Linked DNA regions of Mus musculus: region 1 is linked to region 2. Evidence: chromatin loops called from intact Hi-C (ENCODE). Cell type or tissue: left cerebral cortex. All regions are shown on one strand. Links, peaks and the distances in the headings refer to the core of each region. The heading gives the core; the rest is flanking DNA.

Region 1 (5,385 bases), core at 95-5,094, 1.8 Mb after region 2:
AGTGCTTACAATGATCTACAATTTTAATATTACATTAGGATGGTAGTGGTAATACATTAAGTATTTTAAAATTAACTTAAGCTACTAAGTCCCCAGAAGTAACTCGGTGAGAGAGCCCTTGAATAGCTTGCTCAAAGGTTTTTAACACTGCAAAAATAAGCAATGAAAATAAATTACTCACTCCTGAATTATTGATCTCTGAACAATAATCATGGCTCTCTGGGATAGTTACTTTTTATTGTCAACTTGTCAGAATCTCCAATTCCTGTAGATGAAAGAGCCCCAACTGAGGAATTGTCTAGATAAGTTTGAAAGTGCGCAGGTCTGTAGGGCATTGCTGTGATTGCTAATTGATGGAGAAGGCCCAGCCCACTGTACCATCCTTAGGCAGTTGAACATGGTGTGTGTGTGTGTGTGTGTGTGTGTGTGTGTGTGTGTGTGTGTTACCTTAGCCAGCCAATTAACAGGGTTCCGTCATGGTTTCTACCTTCAGGTCCTGCCCTGAACTCATGCCCTGGCTTCATTTAGTGATAGACTGTGAAATGAAAGTTTAAGTGAAAGAAACCCTTTTCTATGCAGTGTATTTTCACATTGTTTATCACAGAAAAGCAAAATAGGATACAAGCCAGGTCAGTCAGCCCTAGTTATTATAGTAAGCAGAGGAATGGAACGTGAATATTTCCTATGCCATTGCAAGGATTCCTTGATCGTGTGACTAATTCAAGATTATCAGAGGATAAACTGGATTTTCTGAGTAATACTGACATGATTATAACTATCTTCATAAAATGGAAGAAGAGGCAAAAATTTGAGAAGCTACATCATATGGAAGCAGGGATGGTGAGATTTGAAGACAGGGGCAAGAATCTCCTGGACTGAAAACCAGGGAAAGTTGGTCTCTGACATCTTCCGTTCATTGGAGGGCAGAGAAGCTGGAGTCTGTTGGCAGGAAAGGCTTGCAGCAAGAACAGCAATGGCAGAAATAGTGTGATTAAAAAAAAACAGTTGTCAGAGAAACAAAATGGGAAGCAAACATGACATGAAGCATCCTCCCATCTCCTTTTATCTCTTCTGTATGGAAAGGTGTCACCTACCCTAGAAAAGGAACTTTGCCTCTCATACATCTGCTGGGTTGGGTGTCGTTTTGTTGTTGCCAGGTCTAAACAAGTTAGCAAGCAAGACTAACCATCACAAGTGCTAATACTGACTTTAGAGAGCTGGCCTTCATGTCTGAATCACACAACCCACTCTAATAATTTATATTTTATAATATATAAATACATATTAATAATATGTTTGTGTATCTGGTTCTGATTCACTGAAGAACTCTACTAGACCAGAATAAATCAAGTTATCTACAAGATTGGTCTTTTGGAGGTCCATGAGCATCTTGTTTTAAATCAACAAGTTTGTGAGTCTTTGCTGGATACAGTATTGATTGAAGATTTATAAAAATCCTGTGTTGAAAACCGTGACTTTGTCAAGTGTTGGGGCACGCACCTTTAATCTCATAAGTCTGGAGGCAGAAGTAGGAGGATCTCTGAGTTCAAGGCCAGCCTAGTAGACACAGTGTGGGCTATATTAAGAAATCCCATTTCAGATAAAGAGAGAAACAGAGAGTGAGAGAGACAGAGACAGAGAGACACAGAGGGAGACAGAGAGATACACAGAGAGAACAGTTTATGGCTTACAGAGCAACAACTATTTCCAATATAATTTGATGTTCCATCATTCTCTGGAAGCAATAATTTTATGTTTACAATGCATTTTACATGGCTTTTACTTCATCTAAATATAAAGGTTTTGCTAGTTTTATTACAAGAAATATTGACCGAATTTCCACTTAATTCTGTGTTAGTTGTATTTGGTTTATTATTGGTTTGCCTTAGTTTGTTAAATAAATTTACTAATATTCCTCTTAATAAATACTTAACATATTTTCAATAGAACAACCCACTGGCTTTTGTTCACATTATTAATTAATTAATTAATTAACTAATTTGCTCTATAAGAACATTTGGTCAGAAAAACATGTCTGTACACCATGAACATGTGGTGTATCTGCTGAGGCCAAAAAAAATGGGGGGGCATTGAATCCTTCAGAGGTAAAAATATAGATGGTTCTGAGAGTTGATTGCTGAGTCATGTCTACAACCCTGGAGTCCAATTTTTCTCTTTTATTATATTAATTGTATTATATATCTACAATATATCATTCTATTTTTTTAGTTCTTCAGACATTCTATACATTGAGTTGTTCTTAGATCTATATTTTGTAAACTTAAAGTTTCTTTTTCCATTCAAGAGTAACAGTTTTGGATTAATGTAATCTCATTTATCTGTATTTGGTTTTTATTCCTGTGCTTCACAATGTTGCCCAAAATATCTTACTATGTAACACAACACCCCAGCTCTTCAAGACTTTTCATCGCTTTAGCTACCACTTTTAAGTCTTTATCCTGTGTTATTCACTATGCGACTTTCGGCGTCAAAGAATTGACACTTTTGATTTTTATTATTTTTGTTACTGCATATTTTATGTGTAAAGCAACCCTTAAATTAGAAGCTAGACGTCATGAGTTGAAATATGGTCTGAACAACGCGAGCTGAGATAACTGATTGCCACTGACTGCTTTGCTCTCCAAATCAGCAATTCCTTCCGTTGCTTTTTCCTTAAATAGGTGCCACAGTAAGTTCTCCCTGATAACATATATCCTGGGAGCTGCACAAGCACTTTCCTTTTCCTTATCAGTTGTGACCACTAGGTGGCGACATAATGCAAGAAATCAAAGTTTCAAAAGCCTCTGATTTTTTTTTTTTTCCCTTCCCACAAAACAGTTTTACAAGTTGTACTATGCTTCCCTTGAATTTAATCGTTAATTCAAGAATAAAATACTGTTTAGGTGTCATGTCTCTGATCCGAGCATTCTGGAAGCTAAAGCAGGAGGATGACTGCAAGTTCAAAGCCTGGCAAGGGCACAATTAAGTTCCAGGCCCGCTTTGGTTATAGAGATCCTAGCAAAACACAATAAAGCAAAGCAGAACATCCAGAAAACAAGACAATGACAACAACAAACTACGGGACTTTTTCAAGTCTTTTTTTTCCCCCACTTATATCCTTAAGTTTATAAAACCAAAAGGGAAAGCCATGTATATCATGTATATCATTAAATGAATATTATCTTCTTTCAAGATGTACAATTTACAACCGAAATTATGATACTGTTAATTTTAAATGAAATATAAGGTCACCTATTGTACAGTGCTAAGAGGACGAAAGGATAGCTTGTTCTGTAAGGTGCTTGACATGAAAGCGCAAGTGTATATTCCTAGGAGCGATATGAACTCAACAAGTCATGATGGTGCTTGCTTGCTTGCTTGCTTGCTTGCTTGCTTGCTTGCTTGCTTGCTTGCTTGCTTGCTTGCTTGCTTGCTTGCTTGTACCTGTAATGCTAGCTTGGCCAGGGAGAGCACAGGCAGATATATGAAGATCGTTTGTCTTCTAGTCTAGCTGAATCCATTAGCTTCAGATTAGGTGAGTCTCTCTCTCTCTCTCTCTCTCTCTCTCTCTCTCTCTCTCTCTCTCTCTCTCTCTCTCTCTCTCTCTCTCTCTGAACATATGAAAATGGAGAGTAATGGAGACATCAGCCTCGGGCTCATGTCCAAAAGCATCCACATGAACTTGTACATATGCACACATCAAAGACGTAGTGGGGTAGTGAGGTATTGGGGAAAGCTTTAAAGTAAGAATCGGACTTATGATTTTTCTGTTGGATAAGAATTCGTGCTTTATGTATCAGAAAATGGCCTACTCTGCCATCAGTGGAAAGAGAGGCCCATTGGTCTTGCAAATTTTATATGCCTCACTACAGGGGAAAGCTAGGCCCAAGAAGTAGGAGTGGGTGGGTAGGGGAGTAGGGGGAGGGTCTGGGGTACTTTTAGAATAGCATTGGAAATGTAAATGAAGAAAATACCTAGTTTTTTTTTTTTTAAAGAATTTGTGCTTATGACTTTTATGGAAGCTCTTATTATTGTCGTTTTGTTTTGTTGGTTTGTTTTCTGTTTTCTTTTTTTCTGCTTTGTTTAGTTCTTTAGTTTGTCCTAGATGATTTTATACATGTAGATGCTATATTTTGATCATTCTCCCCCTGGACCCTTTTAAAACCATTCCCCCCACTCCTAAATACCCTGCTCTCCACCAGCCTCTTCACAGCTTCAGAGTTTGGCTTGGTTTGTGAAACATTTGGTTTAGCCAAGGCTCTTGGTACGGCTGCTGATGTAACTATCCACTGGAGCTTGCTGGGGTCGCCACTGAGGACACATCTGAAGTCAGAGGCCCACATCGTTCTCCCAGACCCCGTCCAAAGCAGGAAGTGACGCAGCGAGACAGGATTCCTGATCCTCTCTTCCTCTCATGCTTACACCTTCCCCTACCACACACACATTTATTTTTATTAGATATTTCCTTCATTTACATTTCAAATGCTATCCCAAAAGTCCCCTATACCCTACCCCCACCCTGCTCCCCTACCCACCCACTTCCACTTCTTGGCCCTGGCGTTCCCCTGTGTTGGGGCATATAAAGTTTGCTAGACCAAGGGTCTCTCTTTGCAATGATGGCCGAGTAGGTCATCTTCTGCTACATATGCTGCTAGAGACATGAGCTCTGGGGGTACTGGTTAGTTCATATTGTTGTTCCACCTATAGGGTTGCAGATCCCTTTAGCTCCTTGGTTACTTTCTCTAGGTCCTTCATTGGGGGCCCTGTGATCCATCCAATAGCTGACTGTGAGCATCCACTTATGTGTTTGCTAGGCCCAGGCATAGCCTCATATGAGACAGCTATATCTGGGTCCCTTCAGCAAAATCTTGCTGGCATATGCAATAGTGTCTGCGTTTGGTGGCTGATTATGGGATGGACCCCCGGGTGGGGCTGTCTCTGGATGGTCCATCCTTTCATCTTAGCTCCCAACTTTGTCTCTTCGTACTTACACCTTTAAGGCAGACCCACTTGAGACTTCTTAGCTACTTTGAGTTCATGATTGCAGTGGCTGCCTTTGCCCAGTAGATGGCGCTTCATAACCCGACTCACATTCTTGCGGTGTCCTGCAATGTTCCTTGAGCCTTAGAAGAAGTCATAGGATATTTTATTGATGGTCAGTGATTCATCACTTATTCTCAGATCATTATATCCATTCACAGAGCAATCCCATATTTTTTCTAAGATAATTTAAAAACGTTAATAGTCTCTCCTTTATTCCATTTTTCCTTATTAGAGATTTTTTAAGGTAGACATGTAAAGGTCCTAGGAGTGCCTCAACGTTATCCAACTCCTCAGTTAGGGAGCTTCAGACACTTAAAATTTACTGGTGTTAGACCCTTAATT
Region 2 (5,385 bases), core at 230-5,229:
GGATTGCTGGAGGGAAGAGAGAAAGCACAAGCTGCCACTTGCCTGTTCCTCTGAGGCACTGGCAGCCAAGACCACAGGAGTGTGAACGGACCAGAGGAGTCTGTTGGGAAAATGTTACATGAGTGTAGAGGGAGAGAATAGAGAGGGGAGAGGGGAGAGAGGAGAGAGGGGAGAGAGGAGAGAGGGGAGAGGGAAAGAGGGGAGAGGGGAGGAGGGGAGAGTGGGGAGGAGGGGAGAGAGGAGGGGAGAGGGGAGAGGAGGGTTGTCTGCCTATGAGAATCAAGGACACAAGCTGAAGGTGGGAAGACAGATTTTCATTGCCAGTCTTCCCCGTGGCCGTATGTGCCTCCTGATAGGGATATACCAGAGTGAATATGGAGACGCCTGTCTTCCTATTAGCAACTGTTCATTCCATTCTCTCTAGGAGTCCCCTGAATGCGGGCTTCCATGTAATATCAGTTTAGTCTTTCACTCACCCACCGTCCAAAATGCAATGCTCTAAAACATTGAAAAGAAACCTAGTAAACTTGAATGCTTGAATGGTATTTTTACAATTGAATGGCTAAAGCTCCATCTTGGGTTTTTTTTTTTTTTTTGCCTTTAGATTTCATGGTATATACATATGTTCATATGTATTTTGTGATGATGTCCCAGCAAAAACGTCAAGAAAATTAAATATTTTGTGTATTTTGTTATTAGAGCCAAGAAGAAATGGGAGTAAGTAAGCCTGGAGGTTGAGAGAAGAGGAAAATGAGGAAAGAGAGAAGCTCCAGCCATCATCTGATTCACAATCAAAAATGAAAATTCAAAGAATGAGATATTCAAGTACTGCATAGTATATAGTGGGTAGCCAACGCTGATAAAACGCAAATTCTGAAAATAAGACGCAGGAAGAACATTGTGCTCTTTCAAAACTGATAAAATGCAAATTGCAAACAGCTGCCTGTTTATTTATGTATGTCTGGGATTCATTCAATACATTACCACAAAACATTTAATAAAATTTCAAAGTTTGGCAATTAAAATCATCCTTTAATCGTGAGCAAGTTAGAGCGCACAGACTGCGGGGTGAAGTTGGTGCTTCCATCTCTGCTCTTTGTGATAATCTTCACTGAAAACAGCTCCCACCTTTTTCCCCTCCTGGATTTCAGGCAGGGCTCTCAGACGTAGTTCATAAAGCATACACAAATTCAACAACGTCCCAGGGCTGCAGTTGGTGAGGAGTACCTTGGCAGAATTTTAATATGAATATCCTTTGATGCAGCAGAGACAGAGACAAAGTTGGCTTATCATGCAGGAAATTTGCTGAACAGTATCTTTTAATTGGCAACTGAAAAATTTGCTGAGATGGGCCACAGTCAAAACTGAAAAGCAAACATTTTCCTGTCCTCCCCCCCAAAAAAAATCAAAATTATATGATTATAATGGAGCAAAGGAGGTTCTTTAAAAAAAAATTAGTGAACTGACATAGTTCCCAGAAGTATTACTGAAATTTCAAGTCCTCAGTAACTCCAGAAGTACAGATAGAAGTGAGGGTCCAGTGGTGACACACACCTTTAATCTCATACTTGGGAGACAGAGGCAGGCAGATCTCTGAGTTTAAAGCCAGCCTGGTGAACAAAGTATGTTCCATAGTGAGACCCTGTCTCAAAACCAAAAGCAATTAATTTTTGAAAGTTTACCTAAAATCGCTCATTTTCAGTGTGACTAAAAGGAGAACCCAAATGCTTAGCTCTCAATCTAAAGGAACGAGTATGGAAGCATATAACATAGGTGAAAACTGACAGACTTTTCTTTAATCAGCTAAGATTTAAGGCATCGGGGAGCAAATCTAACAAATAGCTGGAAAAACAATAAGGAAGATGAATTACCATCTTAGAAGCTATTACGGATTTATCTGTAGGGCAGTTTGTGTGACACAAAATAATTTAGTCACAGAAACAAAGATACCATGTTTATCTTTCAGGTAGGAGTAAGTAAACAATACAGATCTCAGTTCAGGATAGCAGCTATTAGACGTTGGCGGTGGGCTGGGGATGGGGTGGTAGGATGGTGGTCTTGGAGTGGGGGGTAAAAACTTTAGATGAAAGGAACCCGAAAATCAAGATACAGGGAATACGTTCTAGTGTTCTACAGCATAGAATGGCTACTAGAGCTCACAATTACGTAAGTTATGAAGGTATAGAAGTGAGGTGCTTAAAGATTTCATCGTAAAGAAATGATCGGAGCTGGCAGAGTGACTCATCAGCTAAGGGCACCTTGGCTCCAGGCCTGGTGACCTAAATTCTTACTCAGCGCACCAGATGCTCGAGGAAGAGAACTGACTCTAAAACATTGTTCTTGATTTGACCAGTGCACACTGCAGGTGTTGAAATATCACAGTCCAGACCATTAATCCGTGCAATTGTAAACTATGTGTCTATCAAAACAAAGATGCTAATTACCTCTAGACTTAACTGTTTAATAACATATTAGCCAGAGTCCTTTGGTTCTTCTCAGGAAACCTTAAATTTATTCTAAAGTGAGTATGAAATTCCAGAGTGGTCAGAATAGTTTAAGAAAGGAGCGACAAAGAAGTATAAAATATAGGTTTGCTCTGAAGGGCAAGAGTAATGTTTAATTTACTTGAAATTAAATTTTGATTTGTTACTGGTTATCATAGGCACTACTATAGTATTTTAGACAACCTTAACGAATAATATAGAAGACCTCTTACACGGGCTTACATGCCCATGTGATGTGATACACCACAGAGGAAGGGTTGTTGACTGATGTAGGCAGCCAAATGCCTAAAAGATGGCGCCTCCCCCGTCTCAGTAAACAACGCCACTGCGCAGGCGCTAGCCTGAATCTGGCGCCAACCCCTCCCAGGCCGACTGACCAATCCCAGGAGGACACATAACCCTCCCCAGTGCTGGGGTGTATATAAGGAGTCCTCCCTGGGTTCCAGGGGTTCCTGTAGCATTGAGGTGTTCCTGGAATAAAGCTGTCGAGATGCGGACAAGGTGAGCGCAACAGACTGATGCAGAAAGGAGTGCCTGTTAATTAAATATGAGGGAATTCCTTACCTATTTGTGGGGAAGGATGACAATGGATTCCTAAACTTGAACAATAAATGGATTTTCAGATTAGTCAAGCGAAAATTTATAAATGCTCTATGTTGAATGGGTGCTTGAGTCAGAGAAAATTTATAAATGGACCCCTGAACAAGATTTTGATGAACTTAAGTTTACAATTGTGCTGGACAATGTTTGAGTAAAAGAAACACAAACCAATATGCTTCCCCCCTTCTTTTTGCTTTGTATAAAATTTAATAATATATTTACTATACTTAATGAAAAACAGGCGTGGAATACAAAAGCACTTGCCAGAAATATTGTTTTGTACAATGACCATGATCTACTTTTAAATTCACACAGATCCTGGTAAAACAAATTCACCAAATAAATGACAGTGTATTTGAAAATATTCGGTACTGGCCTCTGAAACATCTTCTGAAGATGTCGTTCTCATTGGTTCTCCTCTCTTTAATTTTATGTTCCTGGACATACATAATTTATCTCACACTACAACTGCTAACATTTTTTTTTCTTAAGTTCTCTTATGTTAAGTTCACTTAGGGAGCCCAACTAATTTGTTTCCAATTCTAGTCTTCATAAGTATTGATGCTATCTTAAAAAAATATTTACAACCCAGCCATTGTCCCCCTTCTAGTCCCCCCTCCCACAATTCCTCACTCTATTCCTCCACCCTGCTGTGCCTTACCCCCCTACTCTCCCAACACCAGGTCTCCCCCATTTCTGGGGCCTCAAGTCTCTCGGGGACTTGGCACATCTTCTCCCACTGAGGTCATCTTTAAGGAAAACTCACTACACACAACCTTTCCTTTGAAAAAAGGATATATATTTGCCACTGGCTATGTTTTGACCTGGAGATGTAAGTTCTAGGCCCACAATTTCTTTGGATTTGTAATTATTTTGTCACAAGTTGGTGTCTTTCTTGCTGGAAAAAAAAATAATAAAAGACATGTAGTTTGCTCCTGGCAGAAGAAGAAATTTATGCCATTTGTGAGGTTATTAAAACAGACCATCCTAGGAAGACAGGGAGAACTCTGTGTTCCAGTTCCATCTGCTTTGAACTGCTCTCACTCCACTGTGTGTGTGTGTGTGTGTGTCTGTGTGCGTGTGTGTGTGTGTGTGTGCAGACAACTGAGTTCTTTTTGCAAATGATGCTTTATGTTCTTCACCCCAGGGAAAGCATGGCCTTCCAGCAAGTTAAGTGAGCTTAGTGGGCTGGCTGGGTAATTGCCAATAAAGTCAGTAAACCCTTGCAGCTTGCAGCCAGTAGCCCCAAGAACTACTTAAGGCTCCCAAGTTTCTCAGGTGCTAGCTAGCCATTTGACCTTGGAGGAAATACTTCATTTCTCTAAAGAATACTTTTCTAATTTGCAATATACTTTTCTGATAGGAGTGGGCTGGATCTTAGAAACAATATGTGAAACATTAAGAGTTGTGCCTTGTGGGTTTTGATAAATGGTAACTATCAATGAAATATATCTGACAGATTATCCACATTCATTTCCTGGAGCTACAGCCAGAGTTACTCCACAAGAGATCAAGCTGAACTGAAAATCCCCAAAATTTAAAAATGATAAATTTGTGTAAATACTCTAGCTATAAGTAAAATAGTTCATGGAATACAAGTAACTATACAGACAGGGAGAACATGTAGCAAGTCTAGTAACATTTTTAAATGTTAATGTTGGCCACTGAAAATGCAAGTCTCTCTTATGTTTTTCCAGCAGGCTAATGTACTTGAATATTTTAATTTTAAGTATAATAGACCTATAATTTTCACATGTAAATTTTATGTTAGACTCCAAGGATGGAATTTTTATAAGGTCAAATCCAGACCATGATGGCTAATCATTTTGATTTGACCCAGGAGGTTCGTTCTAAATGTTTGCCATCTATCGCTTTCTTCTGAGATGGCTATACTGCCCCCTACTCAAGACCAGATGAGTCTTGTCTACACCAGCCTCACCCATCCTTGCTATGTGAGGCAATACAATATTTAATAAATAATAGACCCACTCATCCCCCTCTAAACAAAAGGTGATACTTGGCAGACATCAGGAACTCCTTGAGAAGCTGAGACTGTGACGGTTGATTGACTTGGTTAGATCTTGCTGTAACTCCAGACTCTAATTACAGTTTATCTAGGAAAGTCTTTAGCCCTAGGAATAGCCATTGCTTGCTCACCCCTGTGTCAGACCTAACATCTGGGGACTAACAAATTTCTCGGACTATGTTTACAGAACCCAGTCTAATCCACCCAAAGGGTAAGATTTACCAGAGAGCATCTGAGGTGTCTAACTGAGACTTC

Evidence for each region. Hi-C counts contacts between places; a loop is a spot of excess contacts. Peaks named below come from ENCODE experiments on the same cell type or tissue, not always from the same donor. Only the 100,000 strongest peaks of a DNase experiment are listed, where the experiment ranks them.
Region 1: it touches region 2 in a loop (3-fold over the local background); 10 of 42 quality-filtered maps call a loop at or near these places.

What each region holds. Positions count from the first base shown.
Region 1 is chr10:102,446,892-102,452,276 of GRCm38, forward strand. No RefSeq gene overlaps it. Among named protein-coding and RNA genes, the nearest start is that of Nts, 41 kb to the right of the region's middle. In left cerebral cortex, for the core only: CTCF peaks have their summits at 2,761 (motif pointing right) and 5,060 (motif pointing right); DNase peaks (open chromatin) are centred at 2,758 and 5,054.
Region 2 is chr10:100,617,377-100,622,761 of GRCm38, forward strand. 1700017N19Rik (RIKEN cDNA 1700017N19 gene) reads left to right here. Exons shown (of 13, transcript NM_001081246.1): 13 at 700-1,015. The coding sequence ends at 725. Among named protein-coding and RNA genes, the nearest start is that of 1700017N19Rik, 28 kb to the left of the region's middle. In left cerebral cortex, for the core only: no CTCF peak of the experiment used is centred there; a DNase peak (open chromatin) is centred at 2,293.